2 separate regions of the Mus musculus genome follow, and region 2 is linked to region 1. A link is a loop called in an ENCODE intact Hi-C map of the cell type or tissue named here. Cell type or tissue: heart. All regions are shown on one strand. Links, peaks and the distances in the headings refer to the core of each region. The heading gives the core; the rest is flanking DNA.

Evidence for each region. A loop is a pair of places that touch in the nucleus more often than their neighbours do. Peaks named below come from ENCODE experiments on the same cell type or tissue, not always from the same donor. Only the 100,000 strongest peaks of a DNase experiment are listed, where the experiment ranks them.
Region 2: a loop joins it to region 1, with 9 times the contacts of the local background. A loop is called at or near these places in 30 of 42 quality-filtered maps.

Annotation. Positions count from the first base shown.
Region 1 is chr3:86,975,043-86,979,436 of GRCm38, reverse strand. No RefSeq gene overlaps it. Among named protein-coding and RNA genes, the nearest start is that of Cd1d1, 22 kb to the left of the region's middle. In heart, for the core only: a CTCF peak has its summit at 2,673; no DNase peak of the experiment used is centred there.
Region 2 is chr3:86,786,780-86,791,173 of GRCm38, reverse strand. Dclk2 (doublecortin-like kinase 2) reads left to right here. Exons shown (of 16, transcript NM_027539.5): 16 at 3,762-4,394. The coding sequence ends at 3,962. Among named protein-coding and RNA genes, the nearest start is that of Gm52625, 39 kb to the right of the region's middle. In heart, for the core only: a CTCF peak has its summit at 2,293 (motif pointing left); no DNase peak of the experiment used is centred there; H3K4me3 peaks cover 276 bases; H3K27ac peaks cover 2,923 bases.

The DNA of each region.
Region 1 (4,394 bases), core at 300-4,299:
ATTCCCAGTAGCCACATGTGACAGGGACTCAAAAGTATCCCCTAACAGGCAGTCAGTCGTCTAAGATCCAGGGAGGGCTACAGAAACCGAGGAGTGAAACCCACCCAAAACATAAGACCAGATATTAACAGCTAAAATTACAATCATCCCAAAACCACATATCTGTAACAGCATAAAAACACAATCAATAACAACCAGGACAATATGGCTTTACTAGAGACCAACAACCCTACTATAATAAGCTCGAAGAAATTAAATATAGCTAAAGCACAAGACAGGGACTTCAAATAGCAATTATGAATACTGTAAGAACCTGTCTTAGTCAGCCGGGCATGGTGGCGCACGCCTTTAATCCTAGCATTTGGGAGGCAGAGGCAGGCAGATTTCTGAATTTGAGGCCAACCTAGTCTACAGAGTGAGTTCCAGGACAGCCAGGGCTACACAGAGAAACCCTGTCTTGAAAAACTAAACAGACAAACAAAAGAACCTGTCTTAGTCAGTGTTCTACTACTATGAAATGACACCACGACCATGGTCAATCTTATAGGGAAAGTATTCCATTGGGGCTTGCTTACAGTTTCAAAGGTTTAGTTCATTTTCAACATGGCAGGAAGCATGGTGGCATGCAGCCAGACATTGCGCTGGAGAAGGAGCTGAGAGTTCTACATCTAGATCCACTGGCAGCAGGAAGAGAGAGCCACTGGACCTGGCTTGGACATCTGAAACCTCAAAGCCCACCCCCAGTGACATACTTCCTCCAACAAGGGTATACATACTCCAGCAAGGCCACTCCTTCTAATCCTTCTGAACAGCACTACTCCATGATGACTGAGTATTCAACTATAAGAGCCTATGGAGGCCATTCCTATTCAGACCACCACTGATGTTAAAGAGGTTATGAGTGAATTCCTTAAGGAAATCCATGAAAACATAAGCAAACAGTGGAATTAAATGAAGAAAACAATTCAAGTCATGAAAGCAGAAAAGAAGCACTAAAGAAAACCAAAACTGAGGTAAAACTTTAAGAAATAAAAACTTTAGGGACTTGAATGGGAACCTCAGAGGCCTCATCCACAGAACACGAGGGATGAGAAAGGAGTCTCAGGCACTGAAGACCAGAAGAAGAAATGAATGCCTCAGTCAAAGAAAACTGTTAAATCTTTTTTTAAAAATCCAGGCAAAAAGCACACAGGAAATGTAGGCCACTATGAAAAGATCAAATCTACAAATGATAAGAGCAGAATGAGAAGAAACCCAAGCCAAAGGCACAGAAAATATTTCCAATGAAAATCACAGAGGGAATTTTTCCTAAAGAAATAAAGGCTTATTCAGATGAAACCAAATAGACTGGACCAGGAAAGAAAGTCCCCATGACACATAATATTCAAAACACCAAGCATACAGAACAAAGGAAGAATATTAAAAGCTACAAAAAAGAAAGACTAAATGACGTAAAAGGCAGACCTATTAGAAACACTCTACTTCTCAATGGAGACACTAAAAGCCAGCAGGGCCTAGATAGATTTTTTTTTTAATTTATTTATTTATTATATGTAAGTACACTGTAGCTGTCTTCAGACACACCAGAAGAGGGCATCAGATCCCATTACAGATGGTTGTGAGCCACCATGTGGTTGCTGGGAATTGAACTCAGGACCTTTGGAAGAGCAGTCAGTGCTCTTAACCACTGAGCCATCTCTCCAGCCCCCTAGATAGATTTTTTTTTCAACTAACTCTAAAAGAGCATAAAAGCCAGTCTAGAACACTCTACAGAGCATAACCTTCAATCAAAATAGATGAAGAAAGAAAAGCACTCCTTGATAAAACCATATTTAAGCAATCTACATCCACCAACCCAGATCTACAGAAGGCACTGGAAGGAAAACTTCAATACTCAATAAAACACTAGGAATGAATAATCCCAGAGCAGTAAATCAGAAGAGGGGAAAACCCATGCTACAGCAACAGAACAACGGAAGTCAACAAACACTGCTCATTGTTAGCTCTCAACACTTCAATAAAAAGACACAGACTAACAGATTGGATTAAAAAACAGGATCAATCTTTCTGTTACATCCAAGGAAGATACATAATACATATATAAGGATTTATTTTAAAGCCTTGACTAAGCATTATAAGTCTATTCAAACATGTTTGATGTTAGCTTGTTCAGTTTGACCATCATTGGCACCTAAAGGTACTGAATATGGAAATCCCACATTTAGATGAAGTCCACAGACCCACATGGCTAGTGTATAAACTCTTGGCCAAGACTCTCTACCTCTATCAGTGTGTATATCATCTTTGTTTTCCACGATGAGCCATCACGAGTCCATTTAATATGTAGTCTTATAATGGTGTCCCTTGGGAGTAGTTATAACAGGTATATAAAAATAACCTCATTATGATTGGCAGATTCTTGAGATTGTAGCTGTCCAGAATTCCAGAGCCTAACTCCAAAGGTATCTTGTGTCTTTCAAAACAATTAGTTTATCAGTTAGATTGTATACATGAAATCCTTTTGCGTGAGTTCCTACTGACTTCTGGTAATCCCAGAATCGTTGTATATTTTCCATGACTGGTGCATCACGCTAAATGCTTTTGATAGTGTCTTTAGTATCCTTTGGGCAGGTTGAGCCAATTTACTCATATTATTGTAGTACCATTGTGTACCACGAGGGGGTGCACCTACTCCAGATACATTTCATCTATGTAGGACAGTGATCTTAGAGTTGGGGTTTTCTGCACTAGCTACCCAGTTTCCTACAGTTGCTCCGAATGTTGTTAAATTGGGCCCGCGGGTATTGGGAGTTTCGTTTTACTTCTAAACATGCACAAATTAATTCTAAATTAGGCAATAGAGAGAGGTGTAGTTTGGGACTGTGGTGAAATTAAATTTGCATGTGTCCCCTAAAGCCTGGTTTACAATAGTGTAAAAACGGGAAGCAGGGATTTTACAAGGGTGAGTACCTGGGTTTGTTTTAAACTTTTTTTTGTTGTGAACTCTCTAGAGAGTATCCTAAGGGTTGATATTCAGGCTCAGTAACACAAGTGGGTGTTGCTATGTGTCCCCCATATGATCCAAAAGCATTAGAATTCTGTAATGATGGAATATCTGGTTGAGAGATACTAGTTATCAACCAGTCCTAAGGTGGGACTTATGAGCAATCCTACACCTTAGGGGTGGATAGGTCAAATAACTCAAAGTATGGAAGCCTATGGCACTACACACGCGCACACGCACACACACAACACACATACACACACACATACACAAATATATATACACCACACACGCATACATATCACACACATATATAAACCATACACACATACACACCACACACATACACACACACCATTTGTTCTAAATACTGCCATTTTGTTTTCAGACATCACATAATCATAGGGAGGAACTAAATTCAAGGTCCCAGGAGATGGGGACTTCTCAATAGCTGAACAGCTTCTGCTGTAAAGAGACAGTTATCTGAGTCCAGCCAGAGACAACTTGTAAGGAAACAGTTGTCTGAGTCAGCCATCTCAAGGACAAATTTTCCATCTTTCTGGAAGGGTTAAACTATGTTCATGTTCCCAGGCTCAGGAACCAACTCCTATCCTGATTGGTGGAAAATGTAACATAACTGGGCATATGTCTATGGTGCACAAGCTTAAACAATTCTGTGATGTTGTCTTGTGGTTGCAGTCCAGCTCCCCAGTTCATTCTGCAGCCCTGATCAATCAGTCATGGCTTGGTTAACAATACATTTTTGTTGTCTTCATTGACCCCGTGTTCAAGTCATGTTGGATCTAAGCGGACCCCATAACATCATCAAGTGGGTTAAAATGAGGTCTGTGAAGGGCTGGTTTGGATGTTATCGTTGCTGTGTCATCTTCATTGTTGGATCCTTCAGTTCCCAATTCACAGTCCTTGCCTGCTTCCAGCCTGGGTTGGAACCAGAACTGGTACCACTGGGATGCAAAGCTGGCTTTCATAGCTTTGCTTCATGCAAAGTTCCACCATAGCTAATAGTTTCCTGGATAGTTACAGGCTCATCGTGGAGATGATACCCCAGCAGATGGCAGACAGCAACCAACAAGTTTGCATGTTAGCCTAAGTATACCCCGTGGTCTGCACAGATTGCTCTAGCATATTGTGTCCTTCAGTAATCTTCCAGATATTTGCAACAATTATGATGAATAGAGGTTTTAGGATGGTTGTTGCATTTGTCTAGGTTGGTAAACTTTTAACCCATTATAGTTATAATGCTTAGAATTTTTCATATTCATTTGCAATTATGCTCCTCATGTGTGATCCAGTAGAGTTTATGCCGCCATTCTGTACCATTCCAGTTCATGGCTATTCCACTGGTTTTATTAAATCTGGTCGTTGTATT
Region 2 (4,394 bases), core at 82-4,081, 190 kb after region 1:
TCTGTCATTTGCTTCTAGAGCAGCCTCTTGCCCCATGGGAGAGGTTCTCCGTATTCCTCCTACATACAGGGATATAGGCTTATTCTCACTGCACAGTGTAGTCTAAGGATGCCAGGAAACCGTGGGAGTCCAGGAAGCCACAATGCACACACCCACTATGGACACAAGTATTCTGCTGTTGGTTAAGCACCTGTGGCATTCCTGGTCCCTGCTTTCTGTGATGTATTCCCTTCCTCCAAGGGTCTTAGTTCATTTGGTAGACTCCCTCCCACTGTCCTCGAGACTCCTGTGCTCCCTGCAGGGATCTGTGTGCTCCGTTTCCTCCCCATACGACTTGAGTCCACAAACTGGGCTTTGCGCTGCCCTGTAGGACTCTGGAGTGCTCCTTGATGAACACAGGAAGGCTGGAGGTGTGGCTTTTCCTGCCACTGTAGTGATGTTTTACTGAATACTGGAGAAAGGCAGAGATGTCACAGATATGGAGCCCACAGCAGGGGGACATTTCTAGAACCCAAGGATTCTCTTTTGAGACCCAGCCTGTGAGCAGAAGCAGGGTGGATCTGCGCCATGCATGGTGTGGTAGGGAGCGTCTGTGGAAGTGGAAGAGAAAACCATTAAGAGTCAGCATTTGTGTTGGGGTGCAGCTCAGCGGCTGTGCGTGTACCCCAATATCCCCCAAAGTATATATTCAGCATCTGGTACAGCCTTGAAGAGAATTTGTTGGAGTCAGAATTTCCTATCATCTGTTAATTAGCTTGCTAATCTTCTAAGATTTGTTAGTTTTGCAGCCCTGGAATTAAAGGCCATTAGGCCTGTTCTCTGCCTCCTGACCCTAAAGCTCAGCTGAGGGTCTAGAATGATTGACAGTCCTCCCTTGAGCCGGCATAAGCGGTGTAAGCTGCGCTGTGGATAACAATGCAGAGAACCTCTCACCACTTACAAATAGCGGTTTCCCCCTTGCTAATGGAGTTAGTCAGATGTCAGACCCTTGAGTTTTAACAGAGTGTTCCTGAGACTGAACAAACCTTAAGAAGGTGACTGTATAAAAATTGTGTGTTGATGTATATGCAGGAGCTATTTGGCACATGTTGGTGACATCCAGCTAACCACATTCTCTGCCTAAGCCTGGAGACTGAGCACAGGGAACTGCCTGCCAATGGTCTCACTGCATTCAGAATCTACTGGACAGATTCCTGGGACTTGTTTCCGGCCGGCCGTCTCTGTTCTCAGTGGTTCAAAAGCCAGCCTGCCAAATTTTGACTTGGCCCCAAAAGCAGCAGAAGGCTTCTTGCTTGTCCTTCCCCAAGCCAGTTCTGGGCCTATGTATGGCTGCTGGGTAGAACCTGTGACATACTTCGGGGCCCCGTGTCATGTATATCATGACTGTATAACTGAGAGCAGTTTTAAATTGTTTTTATGCATAAAGTAACTACAAAATGCCTGTCTCTGGCATGAGTTAGTCATTACTGAGTATACGGGCTCAGTAGCAGAGGAGTAGATGTGTTTGTAGCTCAATGGTTAGTGGTCTCTGCATAATTTACAGATGAGGTCCTCTCTGTCTCCTGTCACCTCAGAACTCTCCCCAAGTAGGTACCTGGGGCTCCAGTGAGTAGTATGCTAGGGTAGGGCTGACTCAGGGGAAAGACACCGAAGTGACACTGTTGTCTGCATTTCGTTTGACAGTTTGATTTGACAGTTTGAGCGACACTTCAGAGTTTCGTTCTTTGCCCAGTTGAGACTATGGGAAACCCTGAAGCAGACCCTGGTATTCAACACCCTGTGCTCATGAGAGCCGCACCTAACTTTCAGCCCCTCTTCCAGCTGCATGCTTGTCTCAGGCTCCGGCCCTCAGCTTCCTGCTGGTAGGGGTCCTCTGAACCCACTGACCTCCTCCTGGCCAGCCCAGCCCAGCGCGCCTTTGGGGAGCTTTGTGATAGACTAAGCTTGTCAAGTCTGGTTTCCTGCTCAGGAGCAGGGGCCAATAGTTCTGTGCCCTGTTCCTGTTTACATAGGTGAAGGGCATCTTTCTGCAAATGACAGCAGGGGATGAGTGTCTCCGTGAGGTTTTAGTGCTTTGTCCAGAGCTGCATTTCTATCAGCCAGCCTCCATGATGAGAACATGGTCATATCAGAAAGAGTTTCAGAGGCCGATGGCTCCGGGTTGCACTTTAGCGCTGTCCCTGACATTGCTTAGTGTGCTGATGAAGGACAGTGTATTCCAGGAGGTGGTTTCTTTGTCCCAGTGAGGGACGAAGGGAAAAAAAAAAGCCTCAGAGACCAGAAGGGGCCATCTTGTGGCAGAGAAGGGAATGACAAGACATCTCCTTCCATGGTCTTACAAGAGGGAGAAATGTTAGTCAAAGGATACCAGAGGCTCTGTTTACTTTGGTGGGGTGGGGGTGGGACTCAGGGGTTCTTTCCTTATTTAAGACAGACAAGACTGTTAATCGTGTCGCTTCTGTTGAAAGTAAGTCTAGTTTCTGTCCCTGCTTCTCTCCCCTCCTGCCTCTCCCGCTGCTGCATTGCTTCCCCTGACTAGGTCCAAGGCCATGGTACGTACTAACTGCACCGCGAGCTTCTCTCTGCCACGCATGCTCATGTTCTCTCGGCCAGAAGAGAAGAGGGGAAATAATCAGGGCCGCGTGGTCCTCATCTACCGGGGAAAGTCCGGGATAGGAACACGTGTTTGCTGTATCTCCTGTGGGTGTTGCTGGGGTGGAGTGGTCCGGACTGGTACCAGCAGCTCAAGAGGCAAGCCTCAGACCAGGCTTTGCCCACTTAGCCCGTTAGCCGGCACTGTCCTCGGAAGGTTACCACTGCCGGGAGCTATGGGGAGCACGGCCCGGAGGCCACTGGCAGTCGAGTCGGCCTTGGGAAGACTTGCCAGGTGTTTTCTCTATCCTTAAGTTTGTTTGTTAACGTGTACTGGAAGTTCCTCGGCCAACAGGAGTTAGGCTGCAAAATGCCTCCTGGTCCTTTCATCGTATAGCTGAAGTGGTACCCAAGACCTGCAGTCCCCGCGCCTGTAGTGTAAAATGGCAGTTGCTGGCTCCTAGGGCACACAAGCCCCAGTGAGACAAAGAAGACTCCATGCCTGGGTATCCCCAGGATGGGTCAGAAGGCAAGTTCACCCATGAGGAGGTAAGCAGATGAGTAAGACCAGGAAGACAGCAGAGTGCAGGCTTCCCTCATAGGGAGGGGGGCCAGGCAAGGACGCCATGGAGGATCCACAAGGCTGCTACCACCCCAGTGGATTCCTGGGCATATTCCACATGCCCTTGGGTGTGAGGGCATTCCTTATTTATGACACATGAGATTTATACCCCGGTGACAGTAACTTTCTCTAGATAAGAGTAGTAGCTTAGCTAGTGTAGCTGGCTGAGACTGGTGATCACCAGCACGCCTGGGTATGGGTATAAGCAAGACACTCGGAATTCAGGTGCAGCTCACAGTGGGGACCTTCTCGGGTCACCTTGTGTAGGCCAGCTGGCTTGATTCTCGAGCGCTGTGACCCATCACTCCCTACCCCTAGCTCCCAGCACAGGCTGTGGTGAGGGCTGAGGCAAAGGGCAGCTGCTGGGACGGGAGCAGGTGGGGGGCTCTGTCTCCCTTAGGCTTCTACTAGAAGCCTGGCCTATTTCTCCTCTTCTGTTTCTGCGTCCTGTGCATGCCCTGTCTTGCTTTCTGGTCCTGGCTGTGTGATGGAGCCCGGCCTGGGTAATGTGTGATCTCTGCTGCTCTCTCTCTCTCTCTCTCCCCAGAACACGGCTCTAGATAAAGAGGGGCAGATTTTCTGCAGCAAGCTCTGTCAAGACAGCAGCAGACCATCCAGGGAGCAGACCTCGCCAGTCCCTCCCTCAGCCCAGGAGGCCCCTCCCCCACTGGAGTCTCCCAGGCCCCCTGGTCCTCCAGCCACCTCTGGCTGTGATCTGGCAGGGACCTGGCGCCGCCACCGAGACTGAACCCTGTGTACACAGGCCAAAGCCGCTCACCGTGCCAGGCAGGCCGCTCTTCAGCGGGCCTCATCAACTCCTTGCTGAAAGAGCCTCTCTCTCCTGGCTGCTGCTTTGACAGTTTGTTGGCATGTTCTGTCACTGCCTGAGAACAGAACTGGGGCATCCTGGAGCCCGTGTGCAGCATGGCCTCATGCACTTTGGGCTCTGCCCTCTCTAGTTCCTGGCCATGTCAAGCAAGCCATGTCAGTTGTGGAGACATATTTGGAGTGACTCATTTTAAATCATCTGTGTTTTTAGTTCAGTAGACACTTGGCCGCTTTCCCCAGAGAATGTGCAACTTTTATCTGGAATTACATCGTTTTTACAGAAATGCATTGGACGAATTAGGATTCTCCTTATTGAAGGACACTCCAAGTGCTCCCTTCTCAGGACACAGCT